2 separate regions of the Homo sapiens genome follow, and region 2 is linked to region 1. The links are chromatin contacts, found by Hi-C or POLR2A ChIA-PET in ENCODE. All regions are on one chromosome and are shown on one strand. Each heading gives the region's core, a stretch centred on a gene start or an enhancer-like site at or near the end of the contact. The rest is flanking DNA. Distances are from core to core; before and after follow the strand shown. Region 1 has its middle 24 kb from the start of LINC02871. Region 2 has its middle 22 kb from the start of LINC01752.

Evidence for each region. Hi-C counts contacts between places; a loop is a spot of excess contacts on that map. ChIA-PET counts read pairs that join two places held with the same protein, here RNA polymerase II (POLR2A). Pooled maps may share reads with other maps.
Region 2: a loop to region 1 is called in a map of mammary epithelial cell, with 6 times the contacts of the local background. The contact joins two enhancer-like sites. A Hi-C loop is called at or near these places in 1 of 168 maps with a recorded cell type or tissue (mammary epithelial cell) and 1 of 50 pooled maps. POLR2A ChIA-PET finds 5 or more read pairs at or near these places in 3 of 52 experiments (BJ, MCF 10A and activated T-cell).

The regions. Positions count from the first base shown.
Region 1 is chr20:10,999,568-11,006,037 of GRCh38, reverse strand. No RefSeq gene overlaps it. Among named protein-coding and RNA genes, the nearest start is that of LINC02871, 24 kb to the left of the region's middle. Within about 2 kb of position 4,102, at least 8 of the 41 ENCODE cell types and tissues checked have a DNase peak (open chromatin) inside an H3K27ac peak, as active enhancers do; they include mammary epithelial cell, where a contact is called at or near this core.
Region 2 is chr20:10,727,862-10,734,331 of GRCh38, reverse strand. No RefSeq gene overlaps it. Among named protein-coding and RNA genes, the nearest start is that of LINC01752, 22 kb to the left of the region's middle. Within about 2 kb of position 2,956, at least 2 of the 41 ENCODE cell types and tissues checked have a DNase peak (open chromatin) inside an H3K27ac peak, as active enhancers do; they include mammary epithelial cell, where a contact is called at or near this core.

The DNA of each region.
Region 1 (6,470 bases), core at 2,853-5,352:
CTTGAGGGTGGAGGGTGAGAGGAGGGAGAGGATCAGGAAAAATAACTGATGGGTACTAGGTTTAGTACCTGAGTGACGAACTAATATATACAACAAACCCCCATGACACAAGTTTACCTATGTAACAAACCTGCATGTGCACCCCCAAACCTAAGATAAAAGTTTAAAAAATAAATAAATAATTTTTAAAAAGACGATTAAATTAAAAATGGAATTTCTGTTGCTTTAAGCCACATGTGCGTGGTAATTTGTTACAGCAGCCATAGGAAACTAACACAATGCCTTCCTTTAATTGTTAACTTCTTTAAAGAAATTTAAATATTCAAAGAGAAAATATTCAGTCAGATTAAATTTCCAAAAAAGAGGGCACAAGCGATGCCCTCAAGTTCCCAGTGTGATCACAGGTCGATAGTTAATCAGCTGTGCACATGACCTAGTGATCTCTGTCAATTTCATACCGGAAGATTTTATACATCTCTACGTTATACTCTAAGCTGATTGGTCCCCTTGTTAGAATTACCAGCAAGGAAACCCACAAGAGGATAGGAGGTTTTTTTAAATTAACCATCTCTCAATGAGATGACACATAAACTTACTTAAGTGGCTAAAATTAAAGACTTATGGTCTGTGTGTGTTGGCAAGCAGGTGGAACAACTAAAACCCTCATAGATTTTCGGTGAACAACAACTCTGGAAAACAATTGGCCGTTGCCTACAAAGTTAAACATAGCTAAGCAATTTCACCCTCAGGCATTTGCTCAAAAGAAATTAAAACATATGTCCATAAAGAGATTTATACATAAATGTTCATAGAAGCCTAATTGATAAAAGCTAAAAAACTGAGAACAACCCAAATATCTGTCAACAGAAAATTGGATATATTCATATAATAGAATACTACAGAGTAATGTAAAAGAGCAAAATACTGATATATGCAACACAGCAGGTGAATTACCTCTGTCCTGAAGGAGTTTCAAAGTGTCCTGTGGTTTCCAGTGGATACTAGGCTTAATCCCTGGGGTGACAAAATAATCTGTATGACAAACCCCCATGACACTGGTTTACCTACATAGTAAATCTGCACATATACTCTGGAACTTCAAAGTTAATTAAAAATGAAAAAAAAAAGAAAAGAAAATGTTAGCCTGGGGCATAAGTTTGGATATTTATATTACGTTGAGTGAAAGAAGTCAACATAAACATAAAAGTTGTTTGATTCCATTTGTATGAAGTTCTAGGAGAAGGAGGGTTAATCTGTAGTGCTAGATATCAAATCAGTGGCTGCATAGGGCAGGGATGGGGGGCTGGCTACAAAGGAACATCCGGGAAGTTTCTGGCTGATAAAAATATCATATATTATGGGAGGGCACGGTGGCTCACACCTGTAATCTCAGTACTTTGGGAGGCTGAGGTGCGAGGATTGATTGAGCCCAGGAGTTTGAGGTTACAAGGAGCTGTGGTCATACCACTGTATTCCAGCCTGGGTGACAGAGTGAGAACCTGTATCTAAATAATAATAATAATAATTAATGTTATATATTGTAATTTGTGAGACAGTTGTATACATCCATCAAGCTCATCAAACTCTATATTTAATATTTAATATTTTATTGTATATAAATTATACTTTAATAAGGTGATTTTAAATCTCATAATTAAATGGGTAGTCACCAAAGCTTTCCAGAACTTTGACAAGGAAATGAACAATGGATGATTTGTTGCTCCATGACTTCTCCTTCCCGCACTATGTTAGACATCAACTGAGGTTTCAGGAAGTGAGCCCTTCCATTCTCTATTTATCCTGTAATGGACAAACTGTGGAACACCTATCTCGACTTGTTGGTGTAGCAGTGGTAAGACAGCCTTCTTCTGAATTCTATGCTTTCCAGCCATAACCAGAGTTTTGTGTTATCATATATACTCAACAGAGGTCCATAATTAAGAATCCCTTGGGAGAAATTTCCAGAAAAAAACAAAAGGAAAGGAAAGAAAACCAAAACACTATTTTGAAGCCACCGTGCAAAAGAATACATCAAAAAAGGCAGTTAATAACTTTATTCAGAAAAATCAAGACAGAGAGATAGCCTGGTCTGGAAGGCATTCAGTTCAGAAACTTAAGATTAGAGACTTAATCGTTTTTCAAATATATACAAGGTGAGGGGATAAACATTCAATATATTTTGCAGTAGCTCTTCTGTCTTCCACTGGGAAAAAGAGAGCCCAGGCTTAAAGAAATTGCAGCTAATATTTCACATGGGTTTTTTTTATACCTGTTGTCTTGCAGTACAAGTTACCACCACTGAAAAACAGAAGAAAATGGAGAAAAAAAGAAGAAGAAGAAAAACCCAGAGATACTTCTTCCAAAATTTACAGTCTTACTATTTAAGACTGGCAAAAGCAATCTTTGATGAAAGAAGTTGATCCCAAACTGTAGCCTGTTTGAGAATTACCTGGAAGGCTTGTTAAAACCTGTTAAAAGCCCAGCCCCAGAATTTCTGGTTCAGTAAGTGTGCTTCTCTCAGAGGTCCTCAAGTGATGCTTATGTTGCTGATCCAGGGACCACACTTTACAAACCACCGTGGTAGGTTAATGGGCACTGGTTTCCCTAACACTAACTCCTCCATTCCTCCTCTTTCCAACCGAGATGGTAACAGGCCCTTCTTTGTAATAAAGATTAGGCAATAACTCCCTGATTTTGAGACACAGAAGGAATTGCTGAATATAGGAAGGGGGCCTGCCATTGTTGGAGACTTCTAGTTCTACAAGAAACAAGTTTGGCCTCTGAAGACAGACTGTAGATTTGTGAAGAGTATTCCTGCAGAAACCCCCTCTCCCAGCCACAATTCACCAAGAGGATGCCTTCTAATCTCCAAACCCTTGAATGATGTAAAGAATACAAAAACAGGGGAGGGGAGAAGGTCCCACTGTAGTGGGAATTCTGAATATTGCTGAGAAAATTGTGAAAGTAGATGGAGATTATCTGGGGAACTCACAGATGAAATTCTGGGTGGCTCCGTGCCAGAAAAAATAACCCATTACAATTAAAAACAAGTTAAATCAAACTGTCTGGGCTTAATTGAGCCTACTCTGAAAGTTTCTCTTCAACAAACATGGTGCTTTCAGTAGGTGAGAATGAAATTGTCCAGTCCCTTGAAACTAATTTAAACCCCCACCTCTTCCACCCTTCAGGCAAGGGATGCAAGGCTTTTTCTGAGTGAGTGGATGTTGCAAAGTGAAGAGGACAATTCCAGGGATTCAAAATATCACCCAACTCATACACAAGGCAATACCTACTTGTAGCCAACCAATATCAGACTTTGTTATAATTGCAAGGGCTAGTTCCATGGAGATGCTACAGAACTAGCAGCACATATGTGATTGCAAAACCTAGTGCTGACATTGTACTAACACACATACACACACAACTCTAGAGCAATGTCTGAAAACTAACTTGGGACAGTTGGGAAAATGGTTTCCAGAAAAATCTCAGGAGACCTGAAACATCTATGCAGATAATCAGTACCTACCACTTAAAAACTCATCTTATCCTTCTTGTTCACGTCTTATTTCTCTTTATTGTTTTCAAGTCCTGCTTTATATTAATCCAATGACATCTGTGCAAAGGAGTCAGAGGAGTCATAGGGAGTGAAAGGTGGCCAGGAAGACAGCAATGCTCAAAGGCCACTTGGACTTGGCTTGAGCCCACATCTCCCCTGAGGCCTCTATTCATGCCCATACTCCTTAGATTCTGAGCACATGCATGAACAGGCAGACAAACGCTAAAGGCCATAAATAAGCTAAGATTAATAAAATTTTTTAGAGGAAATGGAGAAGAGTGAGAGAAAGCTGCATGTCTTCAAAATCAGAGAAGCAAATAAACAGAACTGTTCTGCCAATGTTTGCTTTCCCCTCTGGCTGTCAGAGGTTGCAGCCCAGGCCTGAACTTGCCGGGACGAGGGTGGCTCTTGGTGGCTCAGCCTGTGTCCAGAGGATTTGTCGATTAGTCACAAACTTGGTCTCCCTGTGTGTCTGAGAAAGAGCCATGACTCATCTTGACAACTGTCAGTATATTACCTCAAATGGGCACAGGGAGAGATGAGCAACCTGGTGCCGGAAAAGAACACAAAAGGGCTGATGCCACTTCCTGCAGTATTTCAAGGTTTGGGCTAGAAGAGTTTATGTGGCAAGAATGCTAAGCTGGGAGCAGCCCCGCAGAAAATGACCGCGTCAGCACACTCAACATCCTGCCATTCAGACGTAAGAACGGGCGATGTTAGCTCAGAGGACATGAAATTTATTTCCATAAATAAAAATGTTATGTTTCTTCACATTATTCACTTTCCCCAAACAGAAATTCACACTTCAAAAAATTAGCTTTTGGTTTTAGAATTCAGTCAATTCTGCATACTCGACTCTAATATTATGATTTTTAAAAATGTACATCTACGACCCAGCAATTCCACACTTAGGAATATTCCCAAGAGAACTGCGTATATGTGTTCACTGGAAGATATGCATTAGAATGGCTCTAGCAGCATTATTCATAATAGCTCTAAATTGGAAATTCTCCAATTGCACATCAACAGTGGAACGGATAAATGATTAGTGTATATTCATGCCATTGAACTACTACACAGCAATGAGAATCTATAACCACATACAATGATATGGATGAATTCCATAAACACAGCTTTCAGGAAAAGAACCCAGACACTAGAGATTCACCTCATATAAAAATAAAAATAAGCAAAACTAACCTATTCTGCCAGAGGTCAGGAGAGAGATTACACTTGGTCAAGGTGGAAGGAGAGGAAAAGTTTCAGGAAGGAGGGGCTGAAAAAGCTGCTTCTAGTTCTCGATGTTGGTTATACATACATTCAGTTTGTAAAAGCCATCAAGCCATTTGCTTATGACAATGTCACTTCTCTGCATGTGTGTCATACTTCAATACAAAATAAGTACATTCATGCAAAACACCTATTCAGTTGTCTTTGTCAAGATTTGTAAACTAGAATGTGAATGTAGTAAGCAGTGCAAATAAATGCTGGGAAAATTTGCCACATAAACTATTCTGCTCCAATTGTCACATCAGTAAAATGGAGCAAAAGGACACGTAGCACACAGGGTTAGTTCCCTGCACAAATCATTGTCCTTTTAAGTGTCTCACACTGGCGAAGGAGCATCTTCTATCATAAGCTCCGGGAAGTGATGCATCTTTTTGCCATCCACAGAAAAAGGAAAGGACCATGTGGTATAGTATGTCTTCCTCCCAAGTTTTCCTAGGGAAAAAAAGCTACATTTATCATGAATGTCTCTTTCTTCCATCCTTAGATCCCACTCCAAAGATTAAACGTAATCAGGGGAGACATTCAATCAATAGAAAACTCATTTTGCCTAGATAAATAACAAATGGGTCAACTGAAACCCATAAATCATTGCTTAAGCCTCAGCCAAAATTGATCAGAGAAGTCTTTTCCCAAAAAGGAAAGCTTTCTTCTCTTTAAAGGGCAGCATGCTCTGGATAACAACAAAACTCTTTGACTAAACCTTCACATGAGGATGTGTTTCTGTAGAGATAGCCTAATGGAGTTGGTAAAAGGCCCACTATCCTTTGATAAGAAGTTCCAGGACTAGTGAATCACATGAATTATTTCAAGTCTCTATAATTAAAAATTCCACATAATTGAAGCATACCATTTTAAGCAAAAAAAAAATTTCACTTTAAACATGTTAAATGAAAATACCTCTAAATTATTTCAGGATTGATATTCATTTGCAAATATCACCTGGACATGAACCCCAAGGCATTAAGGACTTTTTGAGTTCAAAGCCTTAAAGGTGGCTAATCGAGCCAGGGCAGGAGGCAATCCTAAGGTTCTTTAGGCTATTTTAGCTCTTGAAATAAAATCAGTGAAAATCATAGATATAGTGGCCATGTCTTCCAATGCTGACCAATTATTGCCATAATAAGTAGCTATAAAGAAATATAAGAGGTTGTCAACTCCCACATTTTCCTTCTATAGGTGAAACAGAAGCTAATTGGTGAGCTATCCAAGATCATTCAGTAACGGGTGGCAGAGCAAGAATTAGAGCAAGGTTTCCTAACCTCCAAATTAGCCTCCATTCTGCCATAAGACATGGTCTTTCCCATGAGTCTATGAAATATTTTCCTGGACCCAGAGTGCAGAGCAGGTGTTCCCCTCAGCCTGCACTGTGGGGTAAAGAAAGAATAATGCTGGCAGAACTGGCAGAAGTGGACAGGGGGAGAACCACTATACCCCCAGACAGAAAACCAATGCAATTCTCAGACACATAGACCTCTTCATTTAATGAAAATGGATATTTCATGAACTTAGCAAATAACTGGTTTTAAAAATCAAAGAGTTTAATTTTTAAAATTTTTATATCTCAGCCTTGGGATTCTGATATGTAAAAATCCAAGAATCTTCAAAGATAGAAAACATGTACAGA
Region 2 (6,470 bases), core at 1,707-4,206, 270 kb after region 1:
TGCCCTTAACTTCTATTTTGCCAATAATCTCAAACTCTTTTATCAGACACATACACCATTATTCCCATTCCCTGCTAGAGTACTCATTAAAGTATATTGTCTTATAATAAATGACTTAAAGAACCAAAGCTGTCCAAGTTAAAGGAATAAAAAGATAATGGAGTGACAGGCAGCGGGGTTCTGTCCAATATTCCTTCAAACTGCACTATGTAGAGGGGCACCCCTTCCTCCTGTAAGATGAGTCTGGGCAGAAAAGATTAGATGGGAGGGAACAGTGGAGAGACCTGAGCTTGATGGTCAGCACAATGGGGATCCCAGTCTTGGATCCCTTCCTAGTAACTGGATGACATTAGACAAGTTGCTAAAATCCTCTGGACTTTAGGTTCTCCATCTGTAAAATAAAGCAGATTGTGAGGCCCCTTCCACCTCTAAAACTTTGTGTTCCCATCGAGCTGGTGTGTAAAGGGAGGAAGAATTGGTCCTCTGGGGTGGGATGTCAGCCTTGGATCATGATGAGGAAAGAATTATAATATTTCAATCAAGTATAAAGGAATCTCACAATAAAGATCCTTCCTAAGCAGAAATCAACATGGAATAGAGCATCATGGACCCTGTACACAGTGGGGTCAACTGAGGCATATTGTAAAATGTCTCCCAGTGCTAGACTGATTACATTAATGGCCTCAATTCTCCACCCCTTTCTATGTCCACTATCTTTGCCATGTGACTGCAACTCCCATCAAGTGGTGTGGTCTTTTTCCCCTGCCCTTTTCATTCTACCATGTGACTTTGTAGTGCCCTTCTCCTCTGACCCTGGAGATGGTCATGTGACTTGTTTTAGACAATAAAAAAAAATAAAAAATGATGGCATACAAGTCCAAGCCTAGACCTTAAGATGCCTGAATACTTCCTCTCTTGTGCTTCTACCACCACCATGAACATGCCCGGGCTAGCCTGCTGGAGGATGAGAGACACATGGAGCAGAGCTGAGTGATTGCAACTGACCCAAGAAAAGCCATCCTAGATTAGCCAACAGCCAGCTGACACCCAGGCATGTGAGTGTGCCCAGTCAAAATCAGTGGAGGTGGCTAGTTTAGACAAAGCTGACCACAGATGCATGAGCCACACATGTTTAATTTTGTATGTTACTGAGGTGTTGCATTATTGATACACTGCATCATTGTGGTACTGGATAACAGACATACTCCCTTATAAGGCAGCATCACTGTATGTTTCTAAATACAGATAAGATTTGTGATTAAAATCATCATCATAGAATCTAAGCCCTTTTCATCCATTTCTAATTTAACTCTCACAACTACCCTATAAAGTAGCCTCTTAAAAATGAGAAAATTGACGCTGATATAGGTTAAGTCCCTTGCCCATAATTTCATGGCTTCTAAATGTTTGAGCCAGGATTTGAACCACGTTGTCCAATTCCAACTCTTTTTCTTTTTTTTTTTTTTTTTTTTGAGATGGAGTCTCACTCTGACTCCCAGGCTGGAGTGCAGTGGTGTGATCTCGGCTCACTGCAGCCTGTGCCTCCCAGGTTCAAGTGATTCTCATGCCTCCACCTTCTGAGTAGCTGGGATTACAGGTTCCCACAGCCATGCCAAGCTAATTTTTGTATTTTTTTTTTTGTAATAGAGACAGGGTTTCACTATGTTGGCCAGGCTGGTCTCGAACTCCTGACCTCAGGTGATCCACCCGCCTTGCCCTCCCAAATTGCTAGGATTACAGGGGTGAGCCACCACACCCAGCAAATCCAATTCCATCTCTGAGCTACATTTTAAAATGCCAGTGCTATCTGCATATTGTAAGATGACATGGAAAATGACTGGCCTAAGATTCCAGGCTCCACCCCAGTTCTTGCCAATAAAGAGTTGAGTAAATGAGAACATATCGTGGCTCTCTAAGCTTTGGTTTCCTCAACTTTAAGAGGAAGAAAATGAACAAGCTGATTTTAATTTTTCTTTTATTTCAACATTCCATTATTCTATAAGATACGAGCCTAGTTGGCCAGGCACAGTGGTTCATGCCTGTAATCCCAGCACTTTGGGAGGCTGAGGCGGGTAAATCGCCTAAGGTCGGGAGTTCGAGACCAGCCTCACCAACATGATGAAACCCCGTCTCTACTAAAAATAAAAAATTAGCTGGGCATGGTGGTGCACGCCTGTAGTCCCGGCTACTCAGGAGGTTGAGGCAGAAGAATTGCTTGAACCTGGGAGCCAGAGGTTGCAGTGAGCCGAGATCGTGCCATTGCACTCCAGCCTGGGAGACAGAGTGAGATGAGATTCCATCTCAAAAAAAAAAAAAAAAAAAAAAAAAAAAAAGATATGAGCCTAGTTTTTCTAATATCTAAGACTCCTTCTTGGAATGATAGAATCATATCTTAGAGGCTTTATGGTATTGTTTATAATAGACTTTGGGCAGAGATCCAAGTCTGATGGACATTGGGGTTCTGCTGGGGTCTCCTCCATCCCTGCTTGAGGTTGGATAAGCTGAGGTTGAAAACTCAAGAGTAAACACAGGAGCCAGATTGTTCTCCAGGGCTCAGAGCCAAAGGAGCCGGATGGATCTTACTACCATCACAGCCCTTGGCATCAAAAACAGCTCTCTTAGGGATTGTGCCAAGCATGGGAGGAAAATAATGTCATCTAGGGGCAGTTGGGGGGACAGAAAGAAGGCTGAGATAGAAAAAATGTACATATACAGACATCAAGGATAAATAGCAATAATAATAACAGCTAACGTTTATTAAATGTGTACAATGAGCTAGATTATGTGGTCGACATGGGAAGCACCTCCCAGATTCCTTTTCAGGAAAGGCTTGCTGCCCAGTTGTAGGTGTACAATCTGCATGCAGCCTCTAGCTGCCAGCTCCTTCAGGGTCTGCCTTTTCCACAGTCACCACACCCAAGCCACGTCCGTTCTTGGGCAGCCCACACCAAATGACTGATCTATTCAGAAATTTAAATGATTAGTCATCTCAATTCAACTCAGGACAGCTCTGGAGGGCTATGCTGGCTTCAGAGTCTATGTCTGGTTGGTTGAGGCTTCATCGGACTTATAACACCCAATCTTACTTCTTACCCCTTCTTTTCATGGGCATTAATGCTTAGTAAACATCTTGTTTACCAAACTCTGTCTCAGCACCTACTTCCAAGACACCAAACCAAACTCACTCTATGGGTTAATGGTGATAGTAAATACTGTGATATAATCTATTCGCCTGATGGAAATTTCATTTTGTTTAAAAATAAATAAATAAAAGAAAAAGGAAAAAGGAAGGAAGGAAAGGAAAGAGGGAAGGTAAAGGAATGAAGGGAAGGGAAGGCAAGGGAAGGGAAAAGGAAAGGGAGGAAGGAAGGGGAGGGGAAGGGAGGGAGGGGAGGGGAGAGGAGGGAAAGGGAAGGGAATGGAATGGAAGGGAAAGGAAGGGAAGGGAAGGGAAGGGGAAGGGGAAAGGAAGGGAAGGGAAGGGGAAGGGGAAAGGGAAGGGAAAGGGGAAGAGAGGAGAGGAGAAAATTAATAGAAGTTATGCACTTCCTAAGATTCTTGACTCACTACCATAGGCCCCCAGAAATCAAATTTGTGACACTTTTGGACCATTATGAAAGGAGTTGTCAGTGCTCAACTAAGCATCAGCCTGGATGAGGAAGAGAGAGAGAAGAGAGAGATAAACTTCTCCCCTCTGTTCCCAGATTGCTAACAATCCTTCAGGTTCTACAATAGCAGAGGAAGAAGCTGGCAATAAAGGAGAGACTCGGGGCAAGTTGGACCATGAATATCAGTAATGCCTGACTGGGTTCTCAGAGGTCCTTTTGTCCTTTGTTTTCCTTTCAGTTTATGGCACCACCTTTTTTGTAAGACATAATAATAATGAGAAATGCATCTTGATCTGTTACTATGACACAAGCAAATGTGTATTACATCAGTTATCACTCACAGCAACCCCAGAATAGTGAGGTAGATGTTATTGTTCAGCAACTACTCACTGTCCCTTCCTCCTTCCATGGGAAAAGCATGATGACCCACCCCTCAATGTTAAACTTGGCCATATGACTTGCTTTACCAATGAAATGTAAATATATGCAAGCAAAGCCTCTGCCTTGGTTGTTAAATGGTTCAGTTCATTCTTTCATGCTTCTCACATTGGCCTCAGAGAACCACTGCTCTCTCAGCCTCATATCAGTGGACTAGACCTGAATCCAACTGTCAGCCAGTAACAGAGTTGTCATACTTGACCTACAGATAATTAAAGGAGAAATAAAATATCTGTGACTATAAGGCACTAAATTTGTTTAGGGAAGGGGCTATTTGTTACACAGCAGGACTGTAATAAAAGCTGACTAAAACAGACATGTTCTGTGCTTATTTCCATTTTCAGCTGGGAAAATACAGGTACAGAGAAGTTAAGTGGCTTGACTAAGGTCACACAGCTAAACTGGTGAAGCTGGAATTTCAACCAAGCAATACAACTCTAAAGCAAAGTTCTTAGGCCCTGCTTTATATTACATAGTGTTTGAGATAAACATTGTGAATCCATTCTATGTGAAATGTCCGGGGAGCTTCGAATTCCACCTCAAACCAAGGCACAGATATTTTATTTCCTAGGTCTTCTTTTTAAGCATTCTTACATTATAACATCTATGAACGAGCCCATATTTAACATATGACTACTGTGAATATGAGAATCAAAGCAATTACACTAAAATGTCCAATTACATCATTGGCTTAGGAACTATGCATACAGTTTCCATTTCCGAAAGACAACGAGTTATCATTTTTTAAAAATCTGATTTTTCTTATCAATGGAAAACTCAGAGCTACTTCAACTGCAAGAGAGATTAGCAACATGTTCTAACAGGCATAGCTCTAGGCCTTTGTGCATTAAGAGAAGGACATATATGAAGGAACTTGAATTTAACACTTAAATTAAAAATATGTATATACTTTTTAATTTTGCAATCGAGTAATCAAAAAATCTTTCCCCTTGTGATTTTATACTTATAAGCAAACTTTCTCTATGTGATATCGAAATGTATACAATTAAGACAAATGATTGATGTGAGCCTCTCCATCCCCTGCTTTTTCTTCTCATTTACTGAATTTAGACTACGAAAAATTCTTGAACCTTCTTGGGGAATTTAAAACCCAAACAGAACTTCCATGCACACCCTTCCTCAGGACAACTTTATCCATCATCCCCTGCCATTGTGGCTGCTTTCACAGCCCTTTGAGAGGATAAACTTGTGACCCAAGCTGGGAAGTTAGGACTGACTCATGCTGAGCAGTTGAGCAGTATAAAGTTCATCTAGTACTTTAATTTATTCCTTCAGAGTTCCTACTGCCCCTACCAGAAGCTTATTGCCACCGTCCTCCAAGTTCTTTCAACTCAAACCGTTTATGCACCTCACTAGAGATACAGAACTATAAAAGTTCTAAACCGTTACTTTAGATTCTTTTCAGGCTCCTTCAGAAGATCCGCTCTAAAGACAGTGGCATGCGGCAGCAAATTACCTCAAAGGAAACATGCCATAAAATACTTACTGGAAAAATGACCTCGGGTAGAAGATGCATAACAAAGATTATTATTATGCATTTTAAGAGCCTGCCTCTAATTATCTGAAATGCATTTTACCTCTTTTAGCCTATGAACGTCATGAACAGAATCAGGGTAATTGCTCTCCTCACCTCCATACTAGATGGACGAACTGTTCTTTTGTGGCTCTGAAGGTCTATATCAATGACTTTCAAAAGGCAGCTGAGCAGGTGAGAATACACATTACAGCTGCAAAGCAAAACAAAATGCCTGCCAGCTTTTTATGCTCATTATGAGGTCTGCTGTCAGCCTGGCCCTGACCTCTGCATGACAGGAAATGCACAATGGTGATGGAGTCCTCATTCCTGCCTTCATGATGCTCAAGAAGCTCGTGTTCCCTCTGCAAATAATTGTGAGCAACAAGCTCAAGATGTGTTCCAATCCTTGAGAAAGAATACAAGGGCAAGTTGATCAATTATCTTGATCTCAAGTCTACAAGCAGAGAATAGACTGACACTAAATAATTCTCGTACGAAGCAGAAAGTGATACATGCCTAAGAGAGACCCAGATAATAAGCAATGAGGGGTTGAGCAGAAAGAGAGAGTACTTGAAATTAAGGGGAACAAACTGAGGCAGGAACTCTGCACTGAGAAAGCCTTTGAGGTGGGTCTTGAAAGACAGAATTAGGACTTATGCAGATGAAGGGAGGGCTTTCTAAACAGAAGAGAATTCTATTCAAATAAGCAAAGGATAAAAAGTGGGGAAGCAAAGACAGAAGATGGAAATAACTGTTCCACAATGAATCAACTGGAGGAGACACAGTTGGCAATAATGGGCCATAGATGGGAAAAGTACAATGGGAGTTAATTTGGGGGGTCCATTACTATGAGGCTCAGGAAGCTGGCATGTCTTCAAAATCTATGT